Regions from separate parts of the Mus musculus genome. Here region 1 is linked to region 2. Evidence: chromatin loops called from intact Hi-C (ENCODE). Cell type or tissue: heart. All regions are shown on one strand. Each heading gives the region's core, and the rest is flanking DNA. Links, peaks and the distances in the headings are about the cores only.

The links. Hi-C counts contacts between places; a loop is a spot of excess contacts. Peaks named below come from ENCODE experiments on the same cell type or tissue, not always from the same donor. Only the 100,000 strongest peaks of a DNase experiment are listed, where the experiment ranks them.
Region 1: it touches region 2 in a loop (3-fold over the local background); 2 of 42 quality-filtered maps call a loop at or near these places.

What each region holds. Positions count from the first base shown.
Region 1 is chr16:91,691,078-91,699,077 of GRCm38, reverse strand. It overlaps Cryzl1 (crystallin, zeta (quinone reductase)-like 1), which reads left to right. Exons shown (of 13, transcript NM_133679.2): 9 at 3,719-3,817; 10 at 4,778-4,896; 11 at 6,374-6,479. All of the region lies in intron 1 of Gm10785 (predicted gene 10785), which reads right to left. Among named protein-coding and RNA genes, the nearest start is that of Gm10785, 6.2 kb to the right of the region's middle. In heart, for the core only: a CTCF peak has its summit at 4,199 (motif pointing left); a DNase peak (open chromatin) is centred at 4,257.
Region 2 is chr16:92,301,003-92,312,646 of GRCm38, reverse strand. It overlaps Smim11 (small integral membrane protein 11), which reads right to left and starts at 11,344. Exons shown (of 4, transcript NM_138743.2): 1 at 11,304-11,344; 2 at 7,250-7,359; 3 at 1,678-1,846. The coding sequence starts at 7,261. The coding sequence ends at 1,691. It overlaps 1700048M11Rik (RIKEN cDNA 1700048M11 gene), which reads left to right and starts at 181. Exons shown (of 2, transcript NR_045300.1): 1 at 181-299; 2 at 3,568-3,931. In heart, for the core only: CTCF peaks have their summits at 4,474 (motif pointing right) and 6,916; no DNase peak of the experiment used is centred there; H3K4me3 peaks cover 411 bases; H3K27ac peaks cover 513 bases.

The DNA.
Region 1 (8,000 bases), core at 1-8,000, 610 kb after region 2:
CCTGCAGTCCCAACACTCAGCAGGGTGAGGCAGGAGAATCATGAGTTCAAGGCCAGCCTAAGGTACCATTGAGATCCTTCTTTAAAAAGGAGAGGAAGAAAAAAAAGAGGAAGAAAGGAAGGAAGGAAGGAAGGAAGGAAGGAAGGAAGGAAGGAAGGAAGGAAGGAAAAACTTACACAGGTAAAACAAAGTACAGAATCCCAAATAAAAATAAACTTTAAAATGCTCTTAGCATCTGAGCTAGCCTCAGCTTTCCTCAGGTGATGCCGTTCACTACTGGGGTTTCTCATTACTGGTGTCTGTGCATTTGGTTTCCCAGGGCCTCATGTGTGCTGGGTAAGGGCACTACCACTGAGCTACATCTTCATCCCCTATTTAAGATTCTAAACCTACATTTTTTTTCTTATTTTACATCTTCAGTTTTTTTCTTCCTTGTTCTGTTATTACCAACTTAACCAAGTTTAAACCAAGTCAACTTTGATACAATTTAGAAACACAGGTTGTCTCTATTTTAGCTGATAATCAATAGTTCTCAGCCGTGAACACTGCCTGCCTTGTGCAGAATGCAGAGAAGCAGACCCATGTACACATAAACACAGGCCAGCTACAGCTGAAATGTGCAGGTCATGGTGGAGGCTGGTAAGCTCTCGGAAAGGTTGAACAGAAAAGAAGAAAAGTATTGAGGCTAGGGATAGTGGACAGAAGAACAAGGAAAGACTGGAATGAAGAAAGTAACAGAAAGTAACAGAGAAAAACAAGCAGAGCATGAGGGAAGGGCAGTCAGGAAAAGTCATGTGAAATGTGACTTAAAGCCCTTGGCAACTAACAGCGCTTTCAGAGTCTAACTGGCTTCTTCTAGATATAACTGAGCAGTGGTGGGTGGCACAGGCCTATCAATCCCAGCACTGGGAAGGCAGAAGCAGGTGGATCTCTGAGTTCAAGGCCAGCCTGGTCTACTGAATGAGTTCAATGACAGCCAATGCTGGGGGCTGGAGAGATGGCTCAGAGGTCAAGAACACTGACAGTTCTTCCATATATCCTGAGTTCAGTTCCCAGCACCCACCTGGTGGCTCACAACCATCTGTAATGAGATCTGATGCCCTCTTCTGGTGTGTCTGAAGACAGCTACAGTGCACTTATATAAATAAAATATTTAAATAAATAAATAAAGACAGCCAATGCTGTTACAAAGGGAAACACTGTCTGGCAAAACCAAAAAGGAAGAAGGAAGGAAGGAAGGAAGGGAGGGAGGGAGGGAGGGAGGGAGGGAGGGAGGGAGGGAGGGAAAAGATATAAACAAGACAAAGGACTGGACTAAGACTTTAGTCCCAAGTTCTTTCTGTTGCTGCTTTCTGCATCTGACAAAGATAAACAGAGATAGAAGCAAGGTAATACAGGAGCTAAGGGGGAAAAGCTGGAGATTGAAGATGTTTGAGAATAAAACTGGGGGGCAGGGAGATGGCACGGTGGGTAAAGCAGTCACCACTCAAACATGAAAACCAGAGTTGAATCCCAGAACCCATGTCCTGTAGTCAGCACTGGGAAGTAGAGGCTGATGGGGTCCCTGGGGAAGCTGGCTACATTAGTCAGGCTGAATGACAAGACAGCGTCTGTGGGAAACCCTACCTCAGTCAGTACACAAGTGGATGGGCCAGTGGGTAAAGATACATGCCACCAAATGCCTTCCCTGGGACCCACGTGGTGGGAAGAGAAAAGCTGTCCTCTGCTGTGGCACACACATGAGAACTTGTACACATGCACACAATGAATGTAATACGAAACAGTTGGGGTTTTTGTTTATTTTGTTTACTGCAGAACAGTTGAGGATCATTTCCACTGTAGACTTTGGGCCTCCATCCTCAAGTGCATATGAGAGCATGTTCACCTATAAACATTTGCAAATGTTCATATACACACAAAGAGAAAGTGGAATGGAGGTGCCAATTGTAGTTCAGTAATAGACTCCTACCTATCATGTAAGAAGGCCTGTGTTCCTCTCTCTGGCATGGGAAGATGGGGAGAAAGCTTAGGACAGAGGTAGATAGCTACGACTGTGTTCTTGAAAATGTTTGCCTGTTGGCTAATTCTCCCCCTACAGGATTACCCAGCACCTTCGTGTAAAGTTTTTGTTTACAATTTATTTTATATGCGTGTATGTATGCCACATGTGTGCGGGTGCTGTTCCAAAATAGGGAACCAGATCCCCTGAAGCTGGAGTTTCAGACAGTTGAGAATTGTGTGACAATGGCACCAGGAACCTGGGAGCTGATCTCAGGTCCTCTGGAAGAGCAGTATGTGCAGTGTAAGCCATCCCTGCACCCCTGCTTCTGCACTCTCACCCTGCAGCCCTGCTTCTGCACTCTCACCCTGCACCCCTGCTTCTGCACTCTCACCCTGCACCCCTGCTTCTGCACTCTCACCCTGCACCCCTGCTTCTGCACTCTCACCCTGCAGCCCCTGCTTCTGCACTCTCACCCTGCAGCCCCTGCTTCTGCACTCTCACCCTGCACCCCTGCTTCTGCACTCTCACCCTGCACCCCTGCTTCTGCACTCTCACCCTGCACCCCTGCTTCTGCACTCTCACCCTGCACCCCTGCTTCTGCACTCTCACCCTGCAGTCCCTGCACCCCTGCTTCTGCACTCTCACCCTGCAGCCCCGTACCCCTGCTTCTGCATTCTCGCCCTCACCCTGTAGCCCTGCTTCTGCACTCTCACCTTCACCCCTGCTTCTGCACTCTCACCCTCACCCTGCAGCCCCTGCTTCTGCACTCTCACCCTGCACCCCTGCTTCTACACTCTCACCCTACAGCCCCTGCTTCTACACTCTCACCCTGCACCCCTGTCTGTACTCTCACCTTCACCCTGCACCCCTGCATTCCTGCACCCTGCTTCTGCACTCTCACCCTCACCCTGCACCCCATCCTTGCCCTATCTTACCACCAAGAGTCACAGATTGCTGTTAGACTCTGCCTGTAGTCTGAACAGCTCTGACAAACATTGTCCTCACCGAGGTACTAAGAACAAAATGAAATAGAATTATATCCTCATTAGTTGAAATTCTGAAAATTTTTTTCAATTCTCAGTATAGTTCTATTGTACTATTAATATAATTCATTTTCCTATTGCTATAGTTCTTTCAAGAGCTAAGAACATAGCTCCGTAGAGGTCTGCTTTTTTGCAATTGATAAGGTCCAGGGTTTATCCATGTCCTTCACTTAGCACGCAGATACAAAAAAGTGTGTGTTTGTGTGCGTGTGCACACGCACATATGCAATAAGTGAAGCCAATCAAAATTAGCTTGATTTTTACCCTATCTCTACCAAAACCAATCACATTCCTGTTCCTCACATTCAGGGCTGTTATCCATTCCAGGGAGCTAGAGGAGCCAGGGGAGGTGGGTCCGTGAGTGAGAAGGGATGAAATGATGAGTGTCACAGTGTACAGACACAGGACGCATCTCTGGTTCCTGGGGCTGGCAGACTGTCCCGTGCTCAGAGACAGCTGACTCTGTCACAGGCCAGCCTCGGATGTTTTCAGCCTAGTGGAGCTGCCAACCCAGATTGAATTCCTAAAGAAACAGTTTAAGCAGGATTGACTTTTTCCTTTTAATTTAATAATTGTCGAAACTTACTAGCTGTTTTTTTTTTCCTTCCCCCCAATCTGTTTGTGTTGATCGCAAAGAAAACAGTACAATTGCTTCATTTCCTGTCCTTTACAGCCCGTGTGATTGATGTGTCTAATGGGAAAGTCCATGTTGCTGAAAGCTGTTTGGAGGAAACAGGTGGCCTGGGAGTAGATATTGTCATAGATGCAGGAGGTGGGTACCTGAGAACCGAGCAGATGCAGGAGGTGGGTTCCTGAGAACTGAGTAGCCTGTGTGATATTTTTAGTTAGATAAATTGAAGAAAAGGTTTAACTAGGAACTAATTATTACTGCACTCATAAAGTTGGATGTTTAAGGATTTGTTTTTAATTAAAAATTATTTAAAGTCTAACTCCTTCCCTGATTCCCATCCTCAACGCTGTTCCTCTGGAAGAGAGCACAGGTTTTAAGCCTTAGGCACTGAAGCTTAAACAGAACAGGGGAACCCTGTGAGAAAACCGTCATCAGGATGAGTCTCCACAGAGGGTCGCTACTACTACACGCCTGCCCAGCATTCCCTAGGCACGGGTACTGCATGGCTGCCCTCTAGTGGACGGCTGACCTCTGTACTGCTATAGAGGGAAACAAGTTTGTCCCATCTCTTTGTGAGCTTTTACATTTAACTTGAAGCCATCTCACACCTAGTCGTGCACATGTGGCGGCATCACTCCTCCTGAAGAGTCAGCGTTAGGAGCCGCACAGTGACTGTACTTGTACTCTGTTGTACTGTAGCCATTCTGTGTGGGCCTCCCTGATGTTTGTTTTCCAGGATTGGAAGCTGACGTATGAAGTCGTCAGTGGCAGTGTATACTGTACATCAGTGTGCTCACTTCTCACGTGTGGGCTTCAGTGCATGTGACTCTGTCAGTTAATGAGACAGCACTTCACCCCGTTGTATGAAGCCAGGCTGCTTAGAATTATCATGAGACATACCTTGCTTGCTTCCAAATAAAAATTTATTTTGCATTTAATTTTAATTAAGTCTAGAGTACATTTTGGTATAGTGTAAAACCAACTAAGTTTGCCTTTTCCAAAGAAAAGTGTTTCTTGCTATAAAACTGACTGATAAATAAAATAAATTGTCAGATTTTTATAAATTCTCTTTTTTCTCTTTTTTACTTACTCATTTGTAAGTGAGATTATATAGTAAAGATGATGAACCAGCTGTAAAGTTACATCTGCCACATAAGCATGACATCATCACACTTCTTGGTGTCGGAGGCCATTGGGTAACAACAGAAGAAAACCTTCAGGTATTATCAGAAATAGTAAAGCCTTGCTATTACACCAAGGGAATGCCATTAGCAAAGAGCAGCATAAGTTCTAATTACACCCTGGGCTTAAAAGAATGGAGCTTCTTTTCTGTGTTAGGTATGCACTGGTCAGATTCTATCCAGCAGGGAAGTGGTTCAGTTAGAATGAGTTACAGTTGTATTTTTAAATTGTATTTCATATTACACTTTTATGGTTGTGTACACGTGTATATGCAAGAGAGGCCAGAGGTAAACATCTGGTCTCTCCCTCTATTGTTCTCCACCCTATCTTTTGAGAGAGGATCTCTCACTGAGTTTAAAGCTTGCCAGTTTGGCTAGACTGGCTGGCACCAAGACCCAAGTATCCTGTCTCTGCCTCTCTAGCTCTGGGATGACAGCTGTGCTACTGCACCTGGCATTTTACATCTGGGATGACAGGTGTGCTGCTGCACCTGGCCTTTTACATCTGGGATGACAGGTGTGCCTCTGTACCTGGCCTTTTACATCTGGGATGACAGGTGTGCCTCTGCACCTGGCATTTTACATCTGGGATGACAGGTGTGCTGCTGCACCTGGCCTTTTACATCTGGGATGACAGGTGTGCCTCTGTACCTGGCCTTTTACATCTGGGATGACAGGTGTGCCTCTGCACCTGGCATTTTACATCTGGGATGACAGGTGTGCTGCTGCACCTGGCCTTTTACATCTGGGATGACAGGTATGCTGCTGCACCTGGCCTTTTACATCTGGGATGACAGGTGTGCTGCTGCACCTGGCCTTTTACATCTGGGATGACAGGTGTGCTGCTGCACCTGACCTTTTACATCTGGGATGACAGGTGTGTTGCTGCACCTGGCCTTTTACATCTGGGATGACAGGTGTGTTGCTGCACCTGGCCTTTTACTGGGTGCTAGCGTCCGACCTTGGGTCCTTGTGTCTATGCAACAACTACATTGGTAGCTTGAGTCATCTCCCAGACCCTAAAAATTTTCTTTCCAGTAACCTTATAACTGTAATGAAATAATTATAAATAATACTATCATAATTTTATAACCCAAATTGATATTCCTGTATGTCTATATAGATGAATTACCTCCCAAGGAAATATTTTTCAACAGAATTCTAATTGAATGTTTATATCATAGCTAATATATAAGTACTATAATAATATACCAGTCCAGACAAAGGTGCCTGACAGTAGTGGGCAGAAGGCACACAGAGAAGCTATCAAACACATTACCCCATCTCCCCCAGATGCCAGATCGGCCCTGCAACTGCCCTGTTCTATCTACTTCATCACAGCATAGAGAAGGAAACCTAAGAGTTAACTAATGGCAGGTAACTACTGGCTGTTTAAGCTTGTAGCAAGTGCTATGCTTCCTACAATGTTTAATTTGTACTAAAGACTTTGTAGTCTGAGCATCTTTGTGCTGTTCAACTTAATAGTGGTTGCTTTGTCTTTGTCTCTTCTATAAAGTTGGATCCTCCAGATAGCCACTGCCTTTTCCTCAAGGGAGCAACGGTGGCTTTCCTTAATGATGAAGTTTGGAATTTGTCAAATGCACAACAGGGAAAATATCTTTATATCCTTTTTTTGTACTGACTTGAATTTGAATTGCTAGCTTTGAATTGCCTTGTACTCATAAATTCTTTCAATGTAACAATAAGAAATGATAATTAGCTGTGAACTTTCCTTGAGTCTGTCTGACAGTGTGACATGTATCTTGTATTCATTTAAACATTAAGTCTATGATGCCTGAGTAATGTAGCTCCATTTCACAGGTGAGAGGCTACTGTTGGGTGCCCAGTGGTGCAGGGAGCAAGAGACAGAGTCATAATCACACCACAGGGTCTAACCCCTTCTGAATGGGAGATAAAGAATGAGACAAGTGGAAATTTTTCTTTTGCTTTTAACCTGGCATTACCTGATACCTAAATTGGTAGCATACTTAACTTTTATGATGGTGCCACTGCATAAAATATTCCTAAATGCTTACAGTTTAATTTTATAAGTATCATAATGGAACTTTTTTTAGAAGTTTATTTATTTATTTATGTGTATGTCTGTGTACCTAGTGTCCAAGGAGACCAAAAGAGGGTGTCAGGTCCCCTGAAACTAGAGTTACAGACACTTATGGCTCACTTGAGAACTGGGAACCAAACCTGGGTCCTTTACAAATACAGCAAGTGATCTTACCAATGAGCCTCTCTCCAGACCTTCTTTTTTTCTTTTTTTAAGATTTATTTATTTATTATATGTAAGTACACTGTAGCTGTCTTCAGACACATCAGAAGAGGGCATCAGATCTCATTACAGATGGGTTTGAGCCACCAGGTGGTTGTTGGGATTTGAACTCAGGACCCTGGAAGAACAGTCAGTGCTCTCTCTCTCTCTCTCTTTTTTTTTTTTTTTTTTTTTTTTTTTTTTTTGGTATTTCGAGACAGGGTTTCTCTGTATAGCCCTGGCTGTCCTGGAACTCACTCTGTAGACCAGGCTGGCCTCGAACTCAGAAATCCGCCTGCCTCTGCCTCCTGAGTGCTGGGATTAAAGGGGTGTGCCACCACCACCCGGCCAGTCAGTGCTCTTAACTGCTGAGCCATTTCTCCAGCCCCTCTCCAGATCTTCTTATTTATTGTTATTTTTCTTAATATGGATATACTATTGATTGCTAGTAACATAGTATGTTAGTTACATTTTTGTTGCTACGGCAAGCACCATGACCAAAAGCAGTTTATGGAAGGGTTCAGTTGGGCCTACAGTTCCATAATGGCTGGGAAGCCTTGTCATCAAGATAGGTGAGAGAGAGGGAGAGAGAGCGAGCAGTAAGCAGGGATGAGGCCAGGCCATAGACCATCAAAGCCTGCCCCGGTGAAGCGCTTCCTCCAACAAGGATGCACCTTCTAAAGGCTCCATAACTTCTCTAACACCAACCGGGGCTGATTCTTCAGACTCAGGAACCGGTGGGGGACATTTTTCATTAAAACTGCCACAAATAGATGCATATTAACTTGTTTTTTTTTCTCATTTTTGAAACAAATAAAAGAATTTATGGAAACAAGTTGAACCTGTTACCAACCGGATCAACTGATGAATGTTAACTCCC
Region 2 (11,644 bases), core at 2,104-10,103:
TGGCTGTGTGCACACTCACGCTTGTGGCCCTGGCTCAATGAAAGCGTGGACATAACAGGCACCGATGAGCTCACACATGATCTTCCCACCCTCCTCTCAGCTGACAGGCATCCTCTGCCTGCATCATAAACCTAGCGGACCCTTCAGCTCAGCTGTCTGCCCTGCTAATCACCTGAAACTGCTAATCACCCCTCCTCCAACTGAGGCTAAGCACTTCCTCCAACTGAGGCTAAGCACTTCCTGGTGGTTTTTGGTTTCCCATCAATAAGACAAATTTTGAAAGGCAAGACTCCACGGTGGTAAGTTACTCTGCCTGGTAAGTTAGTCTGAGGGCCAGCGAGTGGCAGCAAGCATGGATGAGTGGCATACAACAGTGCTCCTATGGTCTCCGTATTGCACGTTTTGGAGGTGGCACAATTGGGGAGTGAGTAAGGTGGTTCGGTTCCCAGATCTGTTCTCTACTGTTCTTTCAGCCTGACATCACCTTGGGGAGTTGTCAGGAGGGCTGAGGCATGACATGCACGGTGAAACGCTTGCCCCAGTCTCGCTGTCACCAAGGAGCCTACTTTACTCGACAGCCCGAGGGAGCTCCGGCTTTCAGAAGCATGGCATCAGGTGGGCAGTGCCGTGACGCCAGAGGCGGTTCCCACGGTGACCTGGAGCTGAGCAGACTATATAAAAATCACCTGTGGGATTTTCAAAGCACCGGCTGCCCAGACTGAACGGTGGACCCAGTGCCCTTTCCTGAGGCTGGGGCCTGGGAAGCTGTGCTCTTAACAAGCAACCCAGGAATCCACACAGCCGAGTATAGAAATTCTGATGTTCAGCTGGGTTCTGGAACCAGAATCTAGAATCTGAAATCCTTGCTCACCATATTTGAATCCTGATACTAAGAAAGGCTCGGAGTTCAGCTTGATACTTTGAAATTCGCACACACAAGTAAATAATCAGGCGTATCTGTGGCAAGGCCTTAAGAAAAGCTCCCAGGGCCCTTGAGTCCTCCACCCCACCCCATGCACACAGAGAGGCACCAGATGCAGTAATACACAAGCCCCAAGCTTGGGCAGGAGCTGCCAGAAAGGGCTGGCTAGGAACACAGGGGCATAAAGGTCTCCGTGATGCAGAAATGCCAAGGGAGCCCAGGGAGAGGACTGGAGACATGGGCAGGTGAGGGAGCACGGTGAGAGGACTGGAGATGTGGGCAGGTGAGGGAGCACGGGGAGAGGACTGGAGACGTGGGCAGGTGAGGGAGTCCGGGGAGAGGACTGGAGATGTGGGCAGGTGAGGTTTGGCCAGATGATGAACAGATTGGAAGGGATCATTTGCCAACAGGGAGCCAGACATCATCCTGAAGATAGCAGGGCTCCTTAATTTGACCTGTCTCCATCTCCTCCTCCACCAAACGTGCATGTCTTAGTACATGGGCTTTTCTGGCCTGTAGCTGGAGTCAGGGTCCTAAGCCAACCCCTCCCACTAAGAAGCACAACAGGCTCGGCGCAGAGGACTGATACTCTAAATGGTCAGAGCGGGGCTGAGGCTCTGGCTTTGCACCCTGGCTGCAGTGCCCATGTGCCCTCTTGCAGCGCCTCAGACCAAGGATGCAGAGATCTCAGGGCACCACACCCTTGGTTGGGCACTGAAGCCCTCTGGAGAGGTTTTGTTTGCAAAGCCCAGTACCTCTAATGTCTCTTCAGCTCGCTTTCTTCTCTGACTGCTTCCTCTTCTCTGCTTGCAGTTTTCCTTCCAGGCTTCTCCTTTGGTACATTTTCACGCCCGCAAAGGCCAGGCACAGGATCAGGGTTTTTGCCGCCAGGATATACAGCAGCAGGGGCACGTGTTCAAGAACCTCAAGGAGAAAGACACAGGCTGATTGCTCTAGCAGTGATGTGGAGTCTCGGTTCCTTCCTTTTGCAAATGTTACCGAGCACCTACAATGTTTCAAGCTGAGGCTAGACTCCTGGACCACAATGGTGTCCTAGTTAGCTTAACTGACAACTTGATACAATCTATAATCATCTGAGAGGAAAGTCTAGATTGGAGATGTCAGGAGCCATCTAGTATAGGCTAAGGCTAGCAGGTGGCCTTCCTGGAGGTGGCCCACCATTTTTGCATGGTCTGTGATGGGTGAGCTCAATGGCAAGGCCCAGAGAAACTTCACCTCAGGATTGCTTCTTGCAGCTGCTCTGCCTTCCCTGTCATCATTAAATTAACAGAGTAGTTTCTTGGCATTGTCTCACCCTATTGATCAGATTTCCGGCAGATCAACATAAGGATAAACTTTCATGAATTAATGCTATTTAGATGAATTAATGATTCTATAGACTTCTTGATTTGATTCAAATTTTAGGAAGTTTTAAAAGAAGGTCTTAGTCACTTTGCTAGAAAGATGTAATAAAGTTAGAATCAAGCACGGAATGTACCCACCCGTCATAATAGTAAGTGAAGGCTGCATAATAAGAAATACAATGAGTTTTCATCGTCACACTAAAAAGAGAAATAAACTTGGGACAGATTGTGTGTAAGGAAAAACGTTTCAGTCCAAGGATAAAGCCACAGGTGTGCACTATGATAAGGCAAGGCCATGAAAAAACTGTGGCTTTGAACTTATAATGAGCATATTATTATGAAACACTGCCTTGAACTTAATATCAACATCCCTCTGTAACTCCCATTTTATGATAACATTTTATCTTTGAGGTAATTTTCTAAGGAACTTTTTGTCTAAGGAGGTATAAAAAGACCAGAGGAAAGAGATACAGTTGTTGATTAAATGGTTTGGCTTGGGGAGCTCTGCCCCATCCATCCATCCATCCATCTAACCATCTATCCATCCATCCAAAGTGTATATGTCTGTTTGTCTATATGTACATGTATAGGTACATGTGTGTATGCATGTAAGCATGCGCAAACACTTGTTGTTTGTGACAGACAATCAATGGCCAGAGTGTGTCTGTGCAGTGTATAAAGCATCTTAATTCTTTTCTTTTCCTTCCTCTCTGGTTCACAAAGAGTTAACCAGCCTAGCCAGAGAGGCTTCTGGCTGCCTGGACAGAGAGGGGAGTGATGGCGATACATTTTTTTAATTAAATGCCCCCGCTGCTAGGCAACAGTGTTAATCACCCAAGCCAGCGTTTTTTAACCACAGAATAAGCAAGAAAGTTTTTAGGATGTTTTCAGAAGTTATCAGCAAACACTAAGTATAGAGAGCTAGAAGGCCAGAAACCATCAGTCTTTAAATCTACCTCTACGTCTGACACTGGGTCCCACTTCAAACCCTTCCAGGCTGGGCTGGCTCCCAGCAGAAGCAGCTGCCTAGACCAGACTGGCCTGTGGGTGTGTCCATGGGGGACTGTCTGCATTTATTAATTGGTGTAGGAGGGCTCAGCCTATTGCGGGTGGCACCATTCCCAGGTAGGCAGCCCTGAGATATATATGCTAATGTAAGGGGCTGAAGAAACGGCCAGGGTTAGAATGAAACCAGTCCCCAGCTCCTGATTCCAATTTATACACATTTGTGTCCCTCCAATTGTATCTAAACCTTTAGTGACTGTCTCTTCCATGTTGCAGATGGAGCAGCAGTTGCTATATCCAGGAAAGTCTGTGTGCCCTGTGTTTTCTGTGGACTGTCTCCTTGCGTCTGCACCCAGCCCCATGGAGGGGACAGACAGTCCTGACTGAACAGATGAGGACTCTAACTACGGAGAGGTGGCTAACTGGTGAGGAGAAAGCAAGACGTACCAGACTCTCCATCGCTGAATTTCCCAGTAACACGTCTTGTCCTTCCACCTGAATCTGGTTTACAATTTCGTCCTGCAAGTCAGCTACAACTCAGCTGAACTCAGTACCTTAGAAACTATTAACTATTAGGAATGGCTATCTGAGGATTTCTGAGGAAGGTTGCCCTGTGGTAGAATAATAGAGTGAGGAAGAAGATATACTCTAGTTGTTTAATTTAACTAAGACGGTAACTATGTCCACTTTCACCCACTACTGAAGAGTGAGGATCACACAGCTTAGGTGCAGTGGAGGATCATAACGATGTCAGAACAAACGACATGATGGGCATGTATCCTGATGACAGGACCTGTCACGAGGCTGCTCCTGAGCGCTACTGGTCAAGCTTGACTCCACACTCACAATCTAGCTGATGGGGAATGTAAGCATTGCTATAAACCTCCTTACGTGCCCAGGCTGCCCAAGGCTGAGACTGCCTCAGATCTCGACAGGGTACTGTCTCATCCCCACTGATATATCCTGGGGTCCTCGCAAGATGCAGCTAATGTCACAGGCCTTGGTTCTCCATGGTACAAGCCTCAGTCAGCTTTAGCAGGGGCAGGGATGTGTTATCTAATCAGGAGGGTAGAGAACAAACTGAAAAGGAATTACAGCTGACAGACATGGCTAGGTGGTTCCATTATTTACTTTCTTAAGGGGACCAGAGAGGCAAGAGTTTCCAGGCCGGAGGGCAGGGGTGGGAGAGTGATGCCAGCAGAGGGCAGCAAAACTGAAGAACTAAAGAGTCTGCCCCACTCTGTGCCCCATCCGGGGCAGAAACTGGCTTCAGTTGGCCTCAATTTCTCGATCATCTCCTCTTATCCTTTGTTCTGGCTGGTTTTGTGTGTCAACACAGCTAGAGTTATCACAGGGAAAGGAGCTTCAGTTGAGGAAGTGCCTCCATGAGATACAACTGTAAAACATTTTCTCAATTAGTGATCAAGGGGGAAAGGCCCCTTGTGGGTGGGACCATCTCTGGGCTGGTAGTCTTGGTTCTATACGAGAGCAGGCCGAGCAAGCCAGGGGAAGCAAGCCAGTAAGAAACATCCCTCCATGGCCTCTGCATCAGCTCCTGCTTCCTGACCTGTTTGAGTTCCAGTCCTGACTTCCTGTGGTGATCAACAGCAGTGTGGAAGTGTAAGCTGAATAAACCCTTTCCTCCCCAACTTGCTTCTTGGTCATGATGTTTGTGCAGGCATAAAAACCCTGACTAAGACATCCTTTAAGCTCCTTTTATCTCTCAAAATATGCAGACCTGTAAGGGAGGAAATGACTACTGCTGGAACAGGTGAGATCAACTGTGTGTGAGTGCATGAGGTCATGTGTGCATGCATGTGTGTGCCTGTGTGCGAGTATGTATGTACATATGTTTATGTATGTGAGTGGGGGTATGTGCATTCATTCATATGAATGTGCATGCATGTGTGTGCACACTTGTATGTATATGTGTACACATGCTTATGTGTGTGAGTGGGTATATGTGTGTATGTGCTTTTGTGCACGTGTGCCTGTACATGTGTGTGTAAGTGTATGTGTGTGTTCAAACATGTATTCATGTGCATGAGTGTGTAACTGTATTATGTATTTGTTTATGTGCATGCGTGTACATGTGCACAATAGTGCAAGCATGCATGCGTGTGTGCACAATGCTCATGTGTGTGTGTGACTGCATATGTTATGTGTGCTGGTCCACATGCTTGTGCCTGCATGAGCATTGTTTTTCTTACTTGTCACTGAACATGGAGCTCAGCTCACGATTTCAGCTACACTGGCTGGCTAGCAAGCTCCTAGGATCTGCCTGATATCAGCTGCCCTGTGTAGTCAAGGCTAGCCCTGAACTCTCTCTCCACCTATCTGTACCTGGCTCTATCTCTACCTGATTCTTCCGTCTCTACTTCCCACCTTCTGGCATTATAGGTGTGCACCTGGCTAGTCAGCTGGTCTTTTAACCAACGCCCCCCACCTTACCTCTAGGCTTTCAGGCTTTTAAATGAATGAGCCCTGCCCTTTCCCTTGCTTTTACTGGCTAGTGGGCTATGTATGCTCTGCCTGCTCCCAACCTTGGTTCTGACAGCTAAATCTAACCAACAGTTTATAGGAATCTCTTTTATTCATTTCCCAAGCAGTTCAACTTGTCCTTGGTGCTCCTGTGGGTAATTTATGACTTTTGAAAGGTGGTTTCCATGAAAACTGAGTTGAATTCTTTGAGAGAATCAAGTGTGGCTAGGAAAAAACCCCCAATGCTCTCGGCAAACAGCTGGATGAAATGATGGATGAGGACCAGGAAAACTGGAAGGTCTGTAAGATCTCAGTCCACTTTCCTCACCTCAGGCTTGTGCATCAAAGTCATAAAGAGACACATGGAGGACGAAGTCTGAGAGCCAGTGCAGCGAGGTGGGATGCTAGCGCGGGCCTCTTCCAGGATATGGGACAGACTTGTGTCCTCACACAGCAGAAAGTGGGCTAGGCAGGTCTTTGGGGTCTGTTCTGTAAGGGCACTCAATGCTTTACTGACTTTTCTGTCACTGTGATAAAGCACCCGATAAGAGCCGATTTAGGAAGGAATATATTGTGGTTCCCACAACGGAGATAGGCCACCACAGGCTCTGGTCCCATGCGAGAGGGAGCCACACGGCCAGAGGTTCCACCTCTAAATTCCATCATACTGCCTCAGAAGTGCTACAACAGATTTGAGAGGCACTAGCATTCACCTGTTACATCGACTTCAAGGAAACAAAAGTGAGGACGGCTAAGGGCAGCTTTAAAGGCCTGATTTTTGCAGAACAGTGAGACAGTCTGAGGTTAGGGGAGGCATCCTCAGAGAAAGGCCCCGCCTTCCTCCGGCAGTCTGAAGAACAAATGCAAATTCACAAGTCTTACCCGTTGGAAACATTAAATGTGATTACCAAGGCATGGGTGTGAGTAGGGGCTATGGGGAGTAATGGACGTTCACAGGAGTGGGAAGAGATGATGAGAGCCAGGAGTGAGGACCATCAGATGCTATACAGATATGACATTGTTGGAGAACAGATTCAATTCACTAAAAACTATCACTCTGCTGTACAGAGTATCTACTCCACTGATGCAGAGTATCTACTCTATTGTTGCTCTTACCATCTTCAAGGCTATGATGTGTGTTAACCCCTGGTGGTGCCACCATGAACTGCAGTGAACCTTCAGAGAGTGGGGCCTTATGGGAGGTTCTCAGGTCACTGGAATTATGTCCGCAGAGGTTTAAGGGACTCTGGTCTATCCTTCCGCTTTGCTTACTGGGTTCTGAAGTGAGAAGTCTTACCTGCTTCTATTCTCCCCCAAATGCCATCTGCCACCCCACCCCCCCCACCACACATTTACAGCAAGGCTGGAATTTCCAGATCCCATGAACTCAGGTGTTCCCCTAGTGTGACAGATATTATATGTGGAAAAACAAAAAACAAAACAAAAACCAGACTATACTTTTAAAAACTATTCTCACCTTCCAGTTCATGGCGGGCCAGCTGTGATTCACTTCTGACCAATGTACCTGTTACACACAGGCATGAGAGGCAGCTGGAAAGCCGGACCCAAGGAGCTGGAAGTTCTGATCTAGGGAGAGAGAGACAGAACTTCAATACAGAGCCTGCAGGGTGGACCACAATAGGAAGCCACGTCTTTGATAGGGAGAGGCCTGTGAACAGAGAGCAAGTAGAGGAGGGGGGGGGGGGGCTCTGCACAGGTGACCCCGTTCCTTCCTCATGGCTCTCTGCAGCTCCCTGCTGAAGCATCTGTTCCCAACTGACTCCTCTGTGCTCTTAAAGCCCACACTCACCAATGCTCCTGACACGAGGACAAGCTAGTTTGGGGATTAAGGACCTTCTGGACACTAACTGTGCTTGTCCTGGCTGAAAATAAAAACAAACCAAAAACTATCTGGAGGGAAAGAATGACAGGAAAAAAAAGGTGGGGGGGGGGAGAAAAAATACAAAAACACAAAAAAACCTGTCCTGAGAGCTAGGGACAGTGCAGAGACAGCCAGAGAACAGACGCTCTGCACAGTCCTGTGTCTCATTAGCTATGGCACCTGCCTCCACAGCCAGGACACGGGTGATCTGGATGAAGCATCTGCACAGGACATTGGCAACCAGCTGGTGCCCTGCTAGTTCTGGAACCTGACTTTATAGGAAGTTGTCACAGCCTGACTCCACTGTCTGTGCTTAGATGAGCTTAGATGAGCTAAGCCAGTGAGTCTCCATTTTACTCCCTTTACTTTAAAGGGGGAACACATAGGGCATAAGGACTGTGCTCAGGGTCCTCTAGTGTGTGACCAGAATCCGAACCCACCTAGGACCAGAAGTCTCTGTTCCAAATGGGTGTCTCTGGGTTCTTGGTACTGTATTTAAAAAATTGAAGGTGGACACAGGTCAGAAAGTGACAAGGAATTTTGTTCAGAAGCACAGACGTGGTACAGGCCAGGTACTCTACAAGAGGCCAACAGGCACCTTAAGCTGGAGTGGACCAGCCTGTGGCTTCCTTTTGTGGGTTTAGGAGGGGGTAGAAGCTGACTGTTATCAGTGGGGTGTCCTTAAGTTCTAATCGATATGGGCTATGTAAGCTTTAGTTCGCATCCTTTCCCACGATGCATTTCAATTTAATCCTATCTGCTCCCAATTACACATAGCCAAAAGAGGGCAAGTAGGGATTTTTTTTTCCCTCCCTAACTGTTCATTTTAAGGTCACAGTTTGCCTTACTGTGCATGCACCCCAAACCAGTATATGTTGGATCTAGCCATGATGCCTAGTTTCAGGATATGTTTGGTCACCAAAAGGACTTACTGAGGGTCATTGCTAAGAAGCTACAGTTTGGAGTGCCCACAAGCCTCTGTTTAAAGAGGTGTGTGCATGCAGCTCCACATGGGTGTGGGGGAGATCCTGGCTTGCTTTACTGGGAAAGCACTGTGTAGCTCAATCAAGCAGACCCCCCAGGTTTCCCTTCCCCTTGCCTATCTTACATCCAGTCAGCCAGGTCTGGGAGCTTCAGCCTCAGCAAGTCACCTGGGTACAGATGGACTGCTTCAAACTCACTTCCTTCATAATAACTTAAGACTAGAATTAGAAATGCAACGGGAAATTCCACACACCTTTAGAATGGGTTTCCTTAAGTAAAGCTCATGGGAGATGGCGTAGAAAAACATTTCCAGTTGTAAAAGTATCTAATATATAAAATTCAGTTCTCAGTCTATTTCAAGGTTACAGAACTTTGAAAACCAGCTAGCTATTGGCACAAGATAACCAAGCTTTGCCTTTGACTTGTGCAAAGTCAGATAAACCAAGAAGTGTATAATCCAAAGCCCTATTTAAATGCGATAGCGGTGGTTGAAGGTGCCCACTACCTGCAAGTGTTTGCCTTTAAATAGCAGCAGATTCCAACCTATGTTGGAAAAATGAGCTCTTTGCATGTTATAACCTGCTGCTGGAATTTACACCTTGAACGTCTAGTAATCTTAGGGATTAGCCATACTGTATATTAAAACAAAATATTTTTTTTATTTTTATAATTCCTTCTTAATTGAGTTGTATACATATTATATGGTAGACGATTTAACTGTTTCCCACAAGTCACCTCTGTGAATTGATATGCCCAGGATACTGACTCCCAAGGTCAAGGGAAACAAATGGGCCCAAGATGCTGACAAGAGGAAATAAATGAAAGAAAATACCCCGGGGTCTGGAGGTCTGGCAAACACATTGCACTTAGCAGCAATGTGACCTTGGCCTCTCAAAGCCTCCTTCATCAGTAAATTCTCCTTCAGAAGTTGGCCAGTAATCGCTAAGAAGCATGAGTAACACACAGCAAGCATTATTGTCTTGATAATGTCTCTCCTTTGCTAATGGTCCTCAGATAACAAACAGCAATAGGGCAGGATGTAGTCTGGACAAGATGCCAGGCATGGGATAAAGAATAAGGGCAAGAAGAAGGAGGACAGGACTCTACTCCAGGTGGCAGTAAGGGCTGAGCATGTGACCTGGGAAAGCCATGTGGCTCCTGAGCCAAAGCGCTCTTGGGATATCAGCGTCCAAGGAGTAAGTCTCCCACTCTGGAATTCACAACTCTCTGCTCTGTCTAATGTCACAGGACATGATGCCAAAAAGACTAGCAATCTGAGTGTTAAGAGGTAAGATCTCTGAGAAGGAAGCAGGGGGCTGTGGGCGTGGCTGAGCCAGAGTGCTAACGCAAAGCTCTCGGTTCAGCCCAAGTAACTCACAACCCAACCTTGGTGGTACAAGCCTGTAACCCTAGCACTTGGGAGGTGGAGGTCAAGGGATGGGAGTTCAAGGTCATCTAAGGCTACAGAGAAAGACTGAGCTGGAGGCCAATCTCAGATGCACAGAATCCTGCCAAGGAAGGAGAAAGAGAAGAAAAAGAGAAGAGGAAGAGAAGGAGGAAAAAGTAAAAGCAAAGGGGAATCTGTACTGCTATGGAGTGGGTGGGGTGGGTAGAGGAGAGCGAAGGGCCCAGAGCAGCCAGGTTCATTTTCACCCACTACTTTAAATTTCAAGGCAGCTTGCAAGCTTTCTGCAAATGGGGATAACCAAGAAAGCTAAACATAGCAGTGAGCTGTCTGCTCTGATATCACGGACTCCTGGTGCCATTCAGAAGCAAGCAGCAGCTGGCAGCAGAGGGTGAGCCAAAGCCACTGGGGTAAGGACAGCTGGAGGCCATTAAAATATATGAAATGCAGGGAGCTGTCCAGGCTTAACCCTTAACGACAGAAAATAAAACTGTTTGTAGTTTTGATCTTTATTGCAAAGTATCCTGCCAGGTTTTATTCTAGAAACAAAGAAGACATTCACTCACTTTGATTATACCAATTTAAACGACGTGGACAATAGTCTGCTCACAAGCTCCGTGTGCTCCTTGGCGAGGCTAACAGAGTCGAGGGTGCACCTATCTCAGCATATAATGCACTCACCTATCCTAGCAGCTTGTGTCAACTGTCTGAAGCCGTTTTCACTCCCAGTCTCTACCCCTTTCACTCCAATTCCTCAGCCAACCATTTAAAGTATCGGTAGGTTCAAATCGCCATGACCCCTGGACCTCACTTAGCCCACTCAGCACAGGCCTTGGTTTTCAAGAAACCCAGAAGCACCTTATCCGGGTGGGTGGCCAGATTCCAAATTTCAAGGCTTTGGGGAGCCTGTGAGTTATGGTGCACTTCCCTACTAGATGAAACGACACGCCTTGTTTAAGCAACTTTGGCGCCTTTGCGATCTGGGGCACCACAGGATCAAACGGGGATTTGCTATCCCTGGATACTTGGGAGTGCCCAGTCCCAGGTTCTCGCCCCCAGGCATTGCCTCCACGGGGGTGGGGGGTGGGTAGAAGGCCAGGAGTTATCATCGCTCCCTTCCTGCGTCACCAAAACAAGGCGACAAGACTATTAGAGTTCCCAAGGGCTATGTAGCCGTAGGCAGCAAGTGTCATCATGGGAGAAACAAGAACGCGGGATGACCAAGGGATTCCCCAGAGCCCCAAAGACTCACACACTTACACTCAGGGCGGCGGGGCCTCCTCGCTTGCTGCTCACAAACCACGACTCCCACAATCCCGTCGTGAAAACTACAAGTCCCGAAATGCACCGCTCGGAACGGAAGCGCCATCTTGAAAGGCACCACTTGATACGCAGGCGCAGTGGCTTTAGGGCGCCCGCAGATTCGCTAGTATTAAGGAGCGTGTTTCTCCAAGCGCAGGCGCTATGGGCTTCAGGCCAGTTGCGCAGGAATCTGAGGCTACTGCAGAAATCCAAGTAGGAACCCTGAGGGTGGTCCGCAGGGGTTAGGGTTCGGCCTAGGACCCTTTGTTCATGTCCACTGGTCATTGACTCCTGTTCTA